2 separate regions of the Homo sapiens genome follow, and region 1 is linked to region 2. The links are chromatin contacts, found by Hi-C in ENCODE. All regions are on one chromosome and are shown on one strand. The core of a region is the stretch at or near the end of the contact, and the rest is flanking DNA. Distances in the headings are between cores, read along the strand shown. Region 1 overlaps PACRG (parkin coregulated). Region 2 overlaps PACRG (parkin coregulated).

Region 1 (6,112 bases), core at 595-3,094, 390 kb after region 2:
CCTTCCAGCAACACCACAGACTTCCAGGTAAAGCCAAAGACTCGTTTTCCTATGCTGCAAAGCCATCTCCAAGAAAATGCTACCTCCATGCCCCACTGAATGGCAACAAGGGTCATCAATATTTTGCAAAGGGCAAATAGAGAATGGCAAGAAAGAGACACACAGTGCCAGGCGGAGAGGTTGTTGAATGTTGCATGGGTGGGGTGAGGAGCCTGTCACAATCATGTGCCCCGCAAGAAAGATTCCCTTCTTTGTTTCATTCAGCTGTCGCTGAGAATCAAAGAATGCATTAGTAATTGCTATTGTTTGTAGCATTTCTTGTGGTTCATAGCCAGATGACCATCCTTTACTGAAAAGCTTATTGTGTGGGGATTGCTCAGCACCCTTTCAAGATATCTAGTGTTGGTTTGCGGGGCAAGAGGGGAGTGCATATTTTATGCAAAAAAAAAAAAAAAAGATTTTGTGCTACCACATTCCTCAATTATTCTAATATTTTCCCCAATAGAAATATTTCCTCATAATGCAAACACACTATTCCGAGAAGCAGAATACTTTTCTGGATCTAAGTTGTCTGATGGTTTCTCTGGGTGATGTGCTGCATGGCAATTGCTTTCCCATGAAGCCACAGAATTCCCAATTTCCAACAGGAGCCCAAATCTAATCCAAAACTCTATTTCACATCTGACAACTATTAGGTTTTCTGATAGCCTTGAGTAAGCAATGACATGTGCTTCTTTCTAGAAAAAGGGCATGACCCTCTGTCCACTTAAGACGAAGCTGAGGGAGGCCAAGGCGGCCAGATCACGAGGTCAGGAGATCGGGACCATCCTGGCTAACATGGTGAAACCCCGTTTCTACTAAAAAAAATACAAACAATTAGCTGGGCATGGTGGCAGGCGTCTGTTGGGACACTACTCGGGAGGCTGAGGCAGGAGAATGGCGTGAACCCGGGAGGCAGAACTTGGAGTGAGCCGAGATCACGCCACTGCACTCCAGCCTGGGCAAGAGAGCGAGACTCTGTCTCAAAAAAAAAAAAAAAAAAAAAAAGACAAAGCTGAGAATCTGGTTTGTTCTTAATGAAACCAATAGAAAGTCGGTCACTTAAGTTTTCAATTTATAGTGCTTTCTTAGCCATAACAGAATGAGAAACATGTTTTGATCATGTCTAGTGGCCTGTACGCTGAAACAAGGATGCACGCAAAGTCTCTGGGTCAATATTATGTTGCCTGTAGAGTGGAGGTTGCCCTCAAACTCAAATTTCTCACTGCATTCCAACATTATGGAAATGGCATGGCTAATCATTTCAAAAGATCTGAAAATACTAATACATTTTCAAACATAGAAATTGTCCATTTAAAAAAAAACATGCCCATTATCCAGCCTTTCAATATGATTAAATTCATTTGTTACATTTATTTGATTTGTTTGGGGCCAAAATAGCCGGCTGGCAAGTGCATATCACCAGTACAAACCTTAAGTTATGAATATGACTGAAAGGTCCCAAGTTAATTCTAGTTAAGGGCATGAGCCTTTCAGAAGGGGGATCCTGATGGGCCGGAAGTGGAGCCAACTCTCTCGCCTCCTGTGCCTGCTTACATTCCTGGTTTGGAGCAAGTTATTAGATTCCATGGGACCTAGTGGTCTCCGGGTGCTGTGGAGATTGTGTCGGATGCCAGGCCACGAAGACTTAGCAACCAGCGAAGTTTCTGTGGTTTCCTGGCAGCAGAAGTTGACTGTGAAGTGTGAGTTTGCTTGGATGACAGGGCACCCGGCTCCGTGGTGACCGGCTTCTGGGTTGGCTTCTCAGTGCAAACTGAAGTTTGAGTCAGAAAAGGCTGTTGTTTAAATTGGAGTGTCTTTTATGCCAAACCAACATGGATGCTCCTTTGTTCTCAAAAGGGAAGTGACGCCAGCTGGCCAGTCTGAGGCTAAGTATTTGCACAAAGGCTGACCAGATGACACACACTCCTTGCCCATTGTGGTTCCCACCGCAGGGAATGTCCATGGCAAACTCTCTGGAATGATCCTCTAGGACTGCCACTCTTGTGAATAGTTGGTGGCATTCTTCCAAGTGGTCATAAGGTGATAGACACATTTTTCTGATCATCACATTGTCCATTGCAGGAAACAACAGTTGCACCATTTTTGTAAATGGTAGCTAATGAAGCAACACAAAGTTCTGATAAAATAAGAACAGAGGTAACAAAGCAACAGACTGCCCTCTTAATGGCGCCACCAAAATGTGCTGTAAGATTGAATTTGCACCATAACCATTGAAAAATAGGAAGTACAAAACCAGAGATATTTTTCCTTCCCGCTGATTGCCTGGTCATGAGACAGACTGGAACAGTGCTTGGCTATAAATTTGTTAGCAGCTGAAATGCTCGGGGGCCCCATGCACCGGAGTTCTGCTCCTCCACACTGCTTCTGCAGAATTAGGAGAAAGCATTGCATTTTACTATCTTTTAAAATTATGAATATTGGAAACTTTGCTGAATTCTTTTATCAGTTCTAGGAGCTTTCTGGAGGAGTCTGTAGGTTTTTCAAGGTAAACGATCATATCGTCAGCAAACAGTGACAGTTTGACTTCCTCTTTACCAATTTGGATGCCCTTTATTTCTTTAAGAACTAGAAGTAGAACTACCATTTGATCCAGCAATCCCACTACTGGGTATCTACCCAGAGGGAAAAAAGTCACTATTAGAAAAAGATACTTGCACAAGCATGTTTATAGCAGCACAATTCACAATTTATGTTTATGTTTATAGCACAATTTATATTTATTTTATAGCACAATTTATATTTATGTTTATAGCAGCACAATTCACAATTGCAAAATTGTGGAACCAACCCAAATGCCCATCAATCAATGAGTGGATAAAGAAATTGTTGTATATATATATATATATATATATACACTATGGAATATTACTCAGCCATAAAAAGGAATGAATTAACACCATTTGCAGTGACCTGGATGAGACTGGAGACTAATATTCTAAGTAAAGTAACTCAGGAATGGAAAACCAAGCATCATATGTTCTCACTGATACATGGGAGCTAAGCTATGAGAATGCAAAGGCATAAGAATGATACAGTGGACTCTGGGAGCTTAGGGGGAAGAGTGGGAGGGGTCAGGGATAAGAGAATACATGTTGGGTGCAGTGTATACTGCTCGGGTGATGTGTGCATCAGATTCTCACAAATCACCACTAAAGAACGTACTCATGTAACCAAATACCACCTGTACCCCATAACTTATTGAAAAATAAAATATTAATAATAAAATTTAAATAAATAAATAAAATTGTGCATATTGGAAAAGAACTGGGATCATGCAGCCTTTATTGGGAACTTCTGAAACCTTATCTCTGCACTTTGGAGGTCGTTGCACATTCGATAGTGATGGAGAACACGTCGGGGACTTCCCGGAATGCAATGATTATGTATTTTAGTGGATCTTAAACTGGTTTCCCAATATTCAATCATAATCTTTGGCAGCCTGAGTGGCAGAAACATTTGCTTTCTATGGGGTCCTGATTTTTAGCTAATATTTTGGGAACACTCTTAGTGTGTATTAATCGTCCTCTTCTTTGGCCATAGCTCATGAGGTCAACAGTATAAGGGATGAGAGTGAAGATCCCTGTTACTCATCCATTCTGTATTGCGCTGCTCGGACCTCCACAGGAGAAGTTAGGGCACGAAATCCAAGTGGCAGCTCATTATTGGCATGCAATGTAAAATACAAATTCCAGGATGCTCAGACTTCCAGGACATCTGAGATATAGCCTTTGGAAAATAAGAAATGGGCTTGCGATCATAGTTAGTTATTACTACTGGGGGCCGTGGGGCCTGATTTGGGGTCTTTATCATCTACTAGCTGAGCGACCTTGGGTAAATTGCTTAACCTTTCCATGGTTCTTCAAATGGAATAATAATAATATCAACTCTGACTGTTACATGGTTCGATGTAATGGATGAAGGTTGAAGGAGACAAGGCACCTGTATACCTGGTCTAAGCCACAGCTAAGCACGGTGTCTCTGCACAGTAAATCCTCCCGAGCTGTCTGGTGATCAGTGTTGCCTTTTGTGTTGCTTATCCACACCGCAAAACGCTCCCACGTGCGTTTCCTGCCTGCCTCACAATTACCCCACAAGACGGGTGCACTGCATCTCACAGAGGAGGAAGCAGAGCCAAGAGACAGGCCTGGTGCACGTGAGGGCCGCAGCCCCTGCTGCTGTGAGCACGCCCTCTGCACCCACTGAATATTCCCCAAGCATCGCTGACGCTCGGCCAGGCGCCGGCCTTCGTTCCTAGGCTGTCATCTCTGGACAAGGCAGACGCAGGCCCTGCCTTCGTGGAGTTTAGATGAGCAGCAGGGGGGCGACATCATCGGGGAAACAAATCACTGCACGGGTGATTCTGGGATGGTAACTGCTAGGAAGAGAATCCAGTCCAGGCAGGGGCCGGAGAGGGCTGGGTCCCGTGGCTCTGACTGAGGAGGTGACGCTTGAGGTAGGCGCTGATGAGAGCCCCGCTGTGAAGGCCAGAGGGGCAGTGCTGCAGGCGGGGCTCACCGTGCAGAGTCCGTGACTGTCATCTTTCCACTCCTAAGTTTTGGCTTAGGGATTGTGAACTAGATGCTCCAGCTTTCAATTTGTCAACTGGTTTATCTCCTAACGGACACCTCACCAGTGTTTTCCTCACACATTCACAAAGACGCTTTTAACCTGTTGGCAAGAAGCAGATTTAATTGGAAAAGGGTCTGATTCCTAACAGAACAAAAGACAAAGTATATTACATGTAGTGACTACGTTATACTCTTGTGCAGTCGCTTACAACTTCAGGCTGGGTCACCAAGGAGATGGTGAGTGAGCTTTGAAACTAAAAGTAAGCAAATTCTGACTAAGAATCATGTCCAGTGACTGAGTATGTGTGTGTGTTTCTTCTCCATTGCTGCTTTGACCTATTCAGATGTCAAGAACTACAAAGAAATAAGATGCTAAAGAAATCAGAAAATCTGGCCAGGCATGGTGGCTCGTACCTGTAATCCCAGCACTTTGGGAGGCTGAGGCAGGCAGATCACTTGAGGCCAGGAGGTCGAGACCAGCCTGGCCAACGTGGCGAAACCCTGTCTCTACTAAGTAAAATACAAAAATTAGCCAGGCATGGTGGCGTGTTCCTATAATCCCAGCTACTCGGGAGGCTGAGGCAGGAGAATCATTTGAACCCAGGAGGCAGAGGTTGCAGTGAGGGGAGATCGCACCACTGCACTCCAGCGTGGGTGAGAGAGTGAGACTGTCTCAAAAAAAAAAAAAAAAAAGGAAAGAAAGAAAGAAATCAGAAAATGTAAAAAAATAGATGAGCTCTTGTGATATTTCTAAGAAATATAATTCTATTAATAAAATCGAATTGGTTGGAATCCAAAGGCATTTTAAAGTTTCAGAACAAATTAAACTTTTTAAAGTTTCAGGACACATGTCTAAATGTCTGTCTATCTAAAATTTATTTTAGGGGTAGGAGGGAAATTGGAGATTGTCTATCTAAACCTTCTTATTTTACAGGAGAGGAGACTGAGGCCCAAAGAATTTAGCCATGTTGTATAAGCTTACTCAGCCAGGTGGTGGTCAAATCTACCCTAGAAAGAATGTTCCCCATCACCTGGCCCAAAAACTGCACTGTCAGTTTTATAAATAGAATGCACGTTATCAGGACCAGAGTAATATTAGAAGAGATTAAGCCACACAAAACTATCTTCCCTCACCAGGTGCCTCCTTGAGCCTGAAATTCCACTCTTGGATAATCATTCTTGGGGCACACATTTCCGAGTTGGCCTGCTCCTCCAAAGGACGTGCTCCCGGCCCTGCAGTCACTGAGTGCCACTGGAGCAGGGCTCCCAGCTCTGAGAGGGAGGGGCTTAGTGTTCCTGGAGACCCCTGACGGGGAGCCAGGGTGGACGGCTGCAGTGGCACCCCAAGCTCACTGGAAGCCTTGGGGACAAGGGAGGATCCAGGAGAAAGGGACGGGTGTAGAGCACAGGGCAGAAGCGGAGGGCCAGCCACTTCTCCTGCTACCACCAGGGCCAGCCCTGCCTCTGCATCTTGGGCATCG
Region 2 (5,344 bases), core at 226-2,725:
AGCCAGGAAGAAGCTCTCCTGTCAATTTGAATGTAACTTATGACAAGGGACATGGGAATAGATACCCCCAATCGTCCCAGCGGTGTGTGTTCCCACCCCAGCTTCCCAGCGCCCCAACTCCCTGCTTCTGGGACGTTTAGTCATGTTTTCTCCACTGGAGATGCCTCCATAGGGCGTAGCAGTTCCTGGAGCACAGTGGACACTGGGTGGGAGACAGGTGATTTAACTGGCCTTCCTTGGGCACCAGTGAACAGATGTTGTTGCTAGTCAGTTATGGCCCCTTCTCACGGAGTCCGGGTTCAGGTTCTGCCCCTCATTTCTCAGACAGCGTCCCAGGCCACCTCCACCCATGCCGGACTTTATGCCTTCCTTGACCGGGAGGGCCACTTATCCTTGTTCAGGTCCAAAGCTGCGAGTTTTGGTTTTGTTGTTGTTGTTGTTATTGTTGTGTTTAGAGACTTGGTCTGGCTCTGTCACCCAGGCTGGAGTGCAGTGGTGTGATTACAGCTCAATGCGGCCTCGAACTTCTAGGATCAAAAGAGATCCTCCCACCTCAGCCTCCCGAGTAGCTGGGACTACAGTAGTGTGCCACCATGCCTGGTAATTTTTTAAATTTTTTGTAGAGATAGGGTCTCACTCTTTTGTCCAGTCTGGTCTTGAACTCCTGGCCTCAAGCTATCTTCCCACTTCGGCCTCCCAAAGTGCTGGGATTATAGGCATGAGCCACCGCACCTGGCCTAAAACTGCATTGTGCATATAGCCGTGGAAGTGCTGAATTGTATTGTTATCGGGTACTTTAATAGTGATACATTCAACCGGCTGTGTGGCCTTGGGAGAGTCATTTCAACATGATGAAGGTCCAAGCCCAGGAGATGATCAGAGAATCATCCCGAGTCTCCTGCAGCCCTGGAGCATCTTCTGGTAGCAAATAATCTAAACAGGTATCTTAATAGGTGAGCGGCACGTCTCGAAGAAAAAAATCTCTCCACACAAATGGTAAAGGTCTTGAAGGAGCACCAGATCTGTAGCGTGTGCAGCACCACACTTTTCATATATGATGTGATTAGTGTAAATAAGTAGTTGATTTTGCTTCATAAGTCAAATGATGATTCTTTTACAAATAGCCGTTTGAATAATTCTTTACACCTGCTACTTAGCCATAGTTTTGCTGGAAGGATTGAGTTTTCTTCTGAAGACACAGCACTACTCTGAAGCTTATTTCCCCCTGAATTTTGTTTTTCCCATTTTTGGCTGAGAAGGCATCTGGAGTGACTCCAGCGGGTTTACCTAGGTTTTCCCTGAAGAGGTTTAGGTGATTAGACAATAACAGAAGGAAAAGTAGAGTTGCCAGTAGGTGGCTCACTATGAATGTGCTTGGGACGGGATCAGACATGTCACCCCTCCTCCACTTAGCCTTTGTTTTCAATCCCTGCTGCTTTGAGCCTTTTTCTATAATGTCTGAGTCATTTGCAGCGGGGTGGGTAAAGAGGGGAGAAAGAAGAAAGCAAGCAAGCAACAGCCTTTGAGCTCCGGAATAGCAAAGGCCCCCATCTTGCTCCGAGAGTTCACAGAGTATAGCCCAGTCCGAGTTCTCTTTTCCACGCACACTTGCTTGTTCTTTTGTTCCTTGTGTCCTTGGCAAAGACTGAAAGAACTAAGCCTGGAATACTTGGGCCCTCCCGTGTCACTTAAGAAATAATAAGCCATTGTCCTCATTAAGCCACCCTTGTTTTAGCAAATAGAATCCAGATACCGGAGAGGGAACATTTTGAAGGGAGGCAGAATTAGAGTAGAGATGCTTTACAAAATTCCCTAGAGAAACTGCTTTGTTTCTCCTATTTTATTGCTCCTTACTGAGAAGATTCATATTCAAATGGGTTGGGGTTGTGAATAGCGGCTTGCACATTCTCATGCACCCAGGAAGGCTATGATTATGGCTAATTACAATGAAGAATGAAGCTCTAACAAGAGTGTTCCATCAGATTGTCATTCATGCATGAAGTAACTTAGGCTGGCCAATGGAGGTGTGATTTTGGTAATTACAAACAATGTGGCTATTTGAAAAATGCTTAGTAAATCTGTTCAAGACAAAATAAGGTCTAATTAATCACTTTAGCTCTGAATTCTCCAGATGATCCATTTGCTCTGTTTTTTTTTTTTTAATTTAAGGTCTCTTTAATAAACTAGATCTAAGATATAAAATATGTTCTCGTTGCCCACACTTAAATGCAACTGTGTTACCTGTTTCAAAGGCTTCTTAATTCTGCCAATCATGTTGCAACCTGCTTTTAATGCAACTTGACAGAAGGCTTTTAAAAATAAATGTGTGTATATTCTTGTTGTTACCTGACAAGAAAATGGTTTATGAAAAGTTACTGTAAAACATTAACTATTAATTTAGAAGCCATATTGGTATCATCATTGTGCTGACATATATTAACTCTTGAATATTCGGTGAATGTTGTGTTTAGCACTTAAGTAATGTCTAACTATATGTATTAGTTTGTTTTCACACTGCTATAAAGAACTACCTGAGACTGCATAATTTCTAAACAAAAGAGTTTTAATTTACTCACAGTTCCACATGGCGGGGGAGGCCTCAGGAAACTTAACAATCACGGTGGAAGGCAAAGGGGAAGCAAGGCATATCTTACATGGCAGCAGGAGAGAGATAGAGAAGGCGGAAGTGCCACACTTTTAAACCATCAGATCTCATGAGAACTCACTCGCTATTATGAGAACAGCATGGGGGAGCTGCCCCCATGATCCAGTCATCTCCCACCAAGTCCCTCCTTTGACCCATGGGTATAACAATTCAAGATGAGATTTGGGTGGGGACACAGAGCCAAACCAATCACTATATTATAGGGGAGAAAAAGTAATATATTTTCCTTACCTATCACAAGGTTCGTGGCTGAGAACCTTAGAGCAAAGGACAGAGTAACAAGAGAAAAACATCACATTTATTTAATAGAGGTTATGTGACATGGGAGCCTTCAGAAATGGAGACCCAAAGAAACAGAGATGTGTGTACTTTTATGGACAGGCATGCAGAAGTAAGACTGGAGGATGAAATGGCATGCTCCAATCGGTACAAACTGGGGGCAACTCAGGGAGACCTGATTGCCCAGTTTCTTCTCCGTGTTCCTGAGTGACATTCCTTCCCTCCTGGTATAGGGCAGTACTCCTGTCACATGAGGTCTTCAGGGAAGAAGTGAGGCCGCAGGTCAAAGAGTGGCCTTCCCTGCGGTCATGGCCTGTTTCAGGGAAGAAGGGGTGGAGGGAATTCTAGTTTCCATGCCTACTTCAGGAGACAGAGGACAGGAAAAGTCACAGAGACCCTCCTGCTTCTGCGGCGTTTTCCATTTTCTTGAGCTTAAAACAGTACACAAAGGTGCTATATTTTGGAGTATCATGTTCTGAACCCCAAAAATATTCTACCTTAAATAATTGGAGGCCTCCATGAAGGCACAATGATGACATAGGAACTTATGCCTCTCTATCATTTTTTTTTTCAGTAGATGATTGAAGCGAAGCTGTTTTATGCTTGTCTCTTTTCCCGTTTGCCATTTTTGTACCTTTGTTCTCTCACCTAAAAATAGACTAATAAATGGCCAGAGTTGTTGCAAGAAATGTACAATGATAAAAACATCTAATTATTGGTTTTAAATGCATCAATCTTCAATTTCTTTTAAATGTCTACTAGAATGAAATCTGCCCAACTATCTGAGGAGCTTTGTTATTTTTAACTTATTTGGTTTCTATACATGAACCCAAAGGAACTACCTTTTCCTAATTGAATTAGCAGGGCTAGAAATTCAACTCAGCACACGTTTAACTGAGGAGTATCAGGGTTCAGAACACGCTACCCCAAAATGTGACACCTCGGAGGTCACTCTCTCACCTTCTCCCTCCCTCCTTTCCTTCATCTTCCTTTCTCCCCTGAGGAGGTTCATAGAAACCAAAATTTCTCTTTGCCAAAGCAAACCATAAAACCTAGAAAGGCCACTTTCTGACCTTCTCCTTTCTCCCCTGAAGACCCTCAAGTGATAGGTGTCTTGCCCTGAACAGAAAGGCCAAGAAGAAGCTAAACAAATAAGCCTTGCAGAGTCCCCTCAGTTTAGTACATTAGGTCGTACCCCCTTTTTGTCCAGTCACATTTCTATACAACTGTACATTTTTCCTGGAACCTATGCAAAAAAATTACATAGTTTTTCCTGGGTCTTTGGGTCTTAATTTCAGAAGGCACCTTCCTGTGTCACAGAAAACTTTTGTTACATAAATTTTTTTATGCTTTTCTCTTGTTAATCCGCCTTCTGTTATAGTAGTCTCCGCCATGACTCTTGTAGCTGGTGAGGAAAAGGTATTATTTTTTCTCCCCTACAAGAGTAATGGATTTTACAACTTTGACTGTTATACTTTCTAAAAAATGGGTTTAGCAGGGAGGTGGGGGTGGGGGAGAGAGAAGGAAGACACAAAAAAAGACTAGTTTTTATACAGATATTTTCTTATTTTAACTAATTTATATCATCTATAAAGGGAAGCAAATATTAACGTTATTAGTTTCCTCAAGAGGATAACTAAAGAAAACATTCTTGTAACAGGGGAAGAAGTAATTCCATACCTATTGTATCTATAGAGCTGTGCATTTCATGTCTCTAAAATGGAGTAATTTAAAGTTAAAAGGCCTCTTCTAGTAGTTTTCACCAAATGAATTTTATATATACTGAAGACAGATAAAATAAAAATGGTACAGAAAAACGGGAGTTTTAGAGTCTTGTTTCAATTCTTTAGAAAGTAAGTTGTCTAGCAGAACATGCCAACTTGGTTGCCTAAGAGCAATGTAAACTTGAGTCCCACTCGCCATGTTGAATTATTCTTGTTTCTATTTAGCAAGTGGTCTGGAGTCTTTGATCTGCAATGTGTGTAGTTAAAATCATTGTGGCTATTATTTTATCTGCCCAAAATACAGATTTTCTAGGATTTGACAGTATAAAGCATTTGCTTTAATAAGTTGAGATTTAATATTTAATGGTTTCTCTCAAATTCCTGATTGGTCAATGTATTGTTGCCAATTTGTAAATTTTTATCAAAGGTACAAATTTGAAATGTTTTGCTGTATATCATGGAAGAGAAGCCATGATTATGTTCCCTAAGCAAGTTACGGAGGCTTAGAGTGGATAATTATTCTCTCCTTGTCCTGGTACTGCCTTTGAAGAATTTCCATGTTGAGGGTAAGAGAAGATGGTTTAAAAACCTGATGAATTTAGGTAGTTGCTTGAGAGAATGAGTAAAGTCCATTTTTTCCCTGATTAAAATTAAGTCTGTTAGTTGCTTTTTTGCT

What was found. Hi-C counts contacts between places; a loop is a spot of excess contacts on that map. Pooled maps may share reads with other maps.
Region 1: a map of dorsolateral prefrontal cortex shows a loop between it and region 2 (7-fold over the local background). The contact joins two enhancer-like sites. A Hi-C loop is called at or near these places in 3 of 168 maps with a recorded cell type or tissue (dorsolateral prefrontal cortex and posterior cingulate gyrus) and 5 of 50 pooled maps.

The regions. Positions count from the first base shown.
Region 1 is chr6:163,247,992-163,254,103 of GRCh38, forward strand. The region is part of intron 4 of PACRG (parkin coregulated); the gene reads left to right. Among named protein-coding and RNA genes, the nearest start is that of PACRG-AS3, 59 kb to the left of the region's middle. Within about 2 kb of position 1,845, at least 3 of the 41 ENCODE cell types and tissues checked have a DNase peak (open chromatin) inside an H3K27ac peak, as active enhancers do; they include dorsolateral prefrontal cortex, where a contact is called at or near this core.
Region 2 is chr6:162,855,621-162,860,964 of GRCh38, forward strand. All of the region lies in intron 2 of PACRG (parkin coregulated), which reads left to right. Among named protein-coding and RNA genes, the nearest start is that of PACRG, 130 kb to the left of the region's middle. RefSeq lists enhancers at 178-3,278, 1,071-1,634, 1,237-1,531, 1,635-2,197. Within about 2 kb of position 1,476, at least 4 of the 41 ENCODE cell types and tissues checked have a DNase peak (open chromatin) inside an H3K27ac peak, as active enhancers do; they include dorsolateral prefrontal cortex, where a contact is called at or near this core.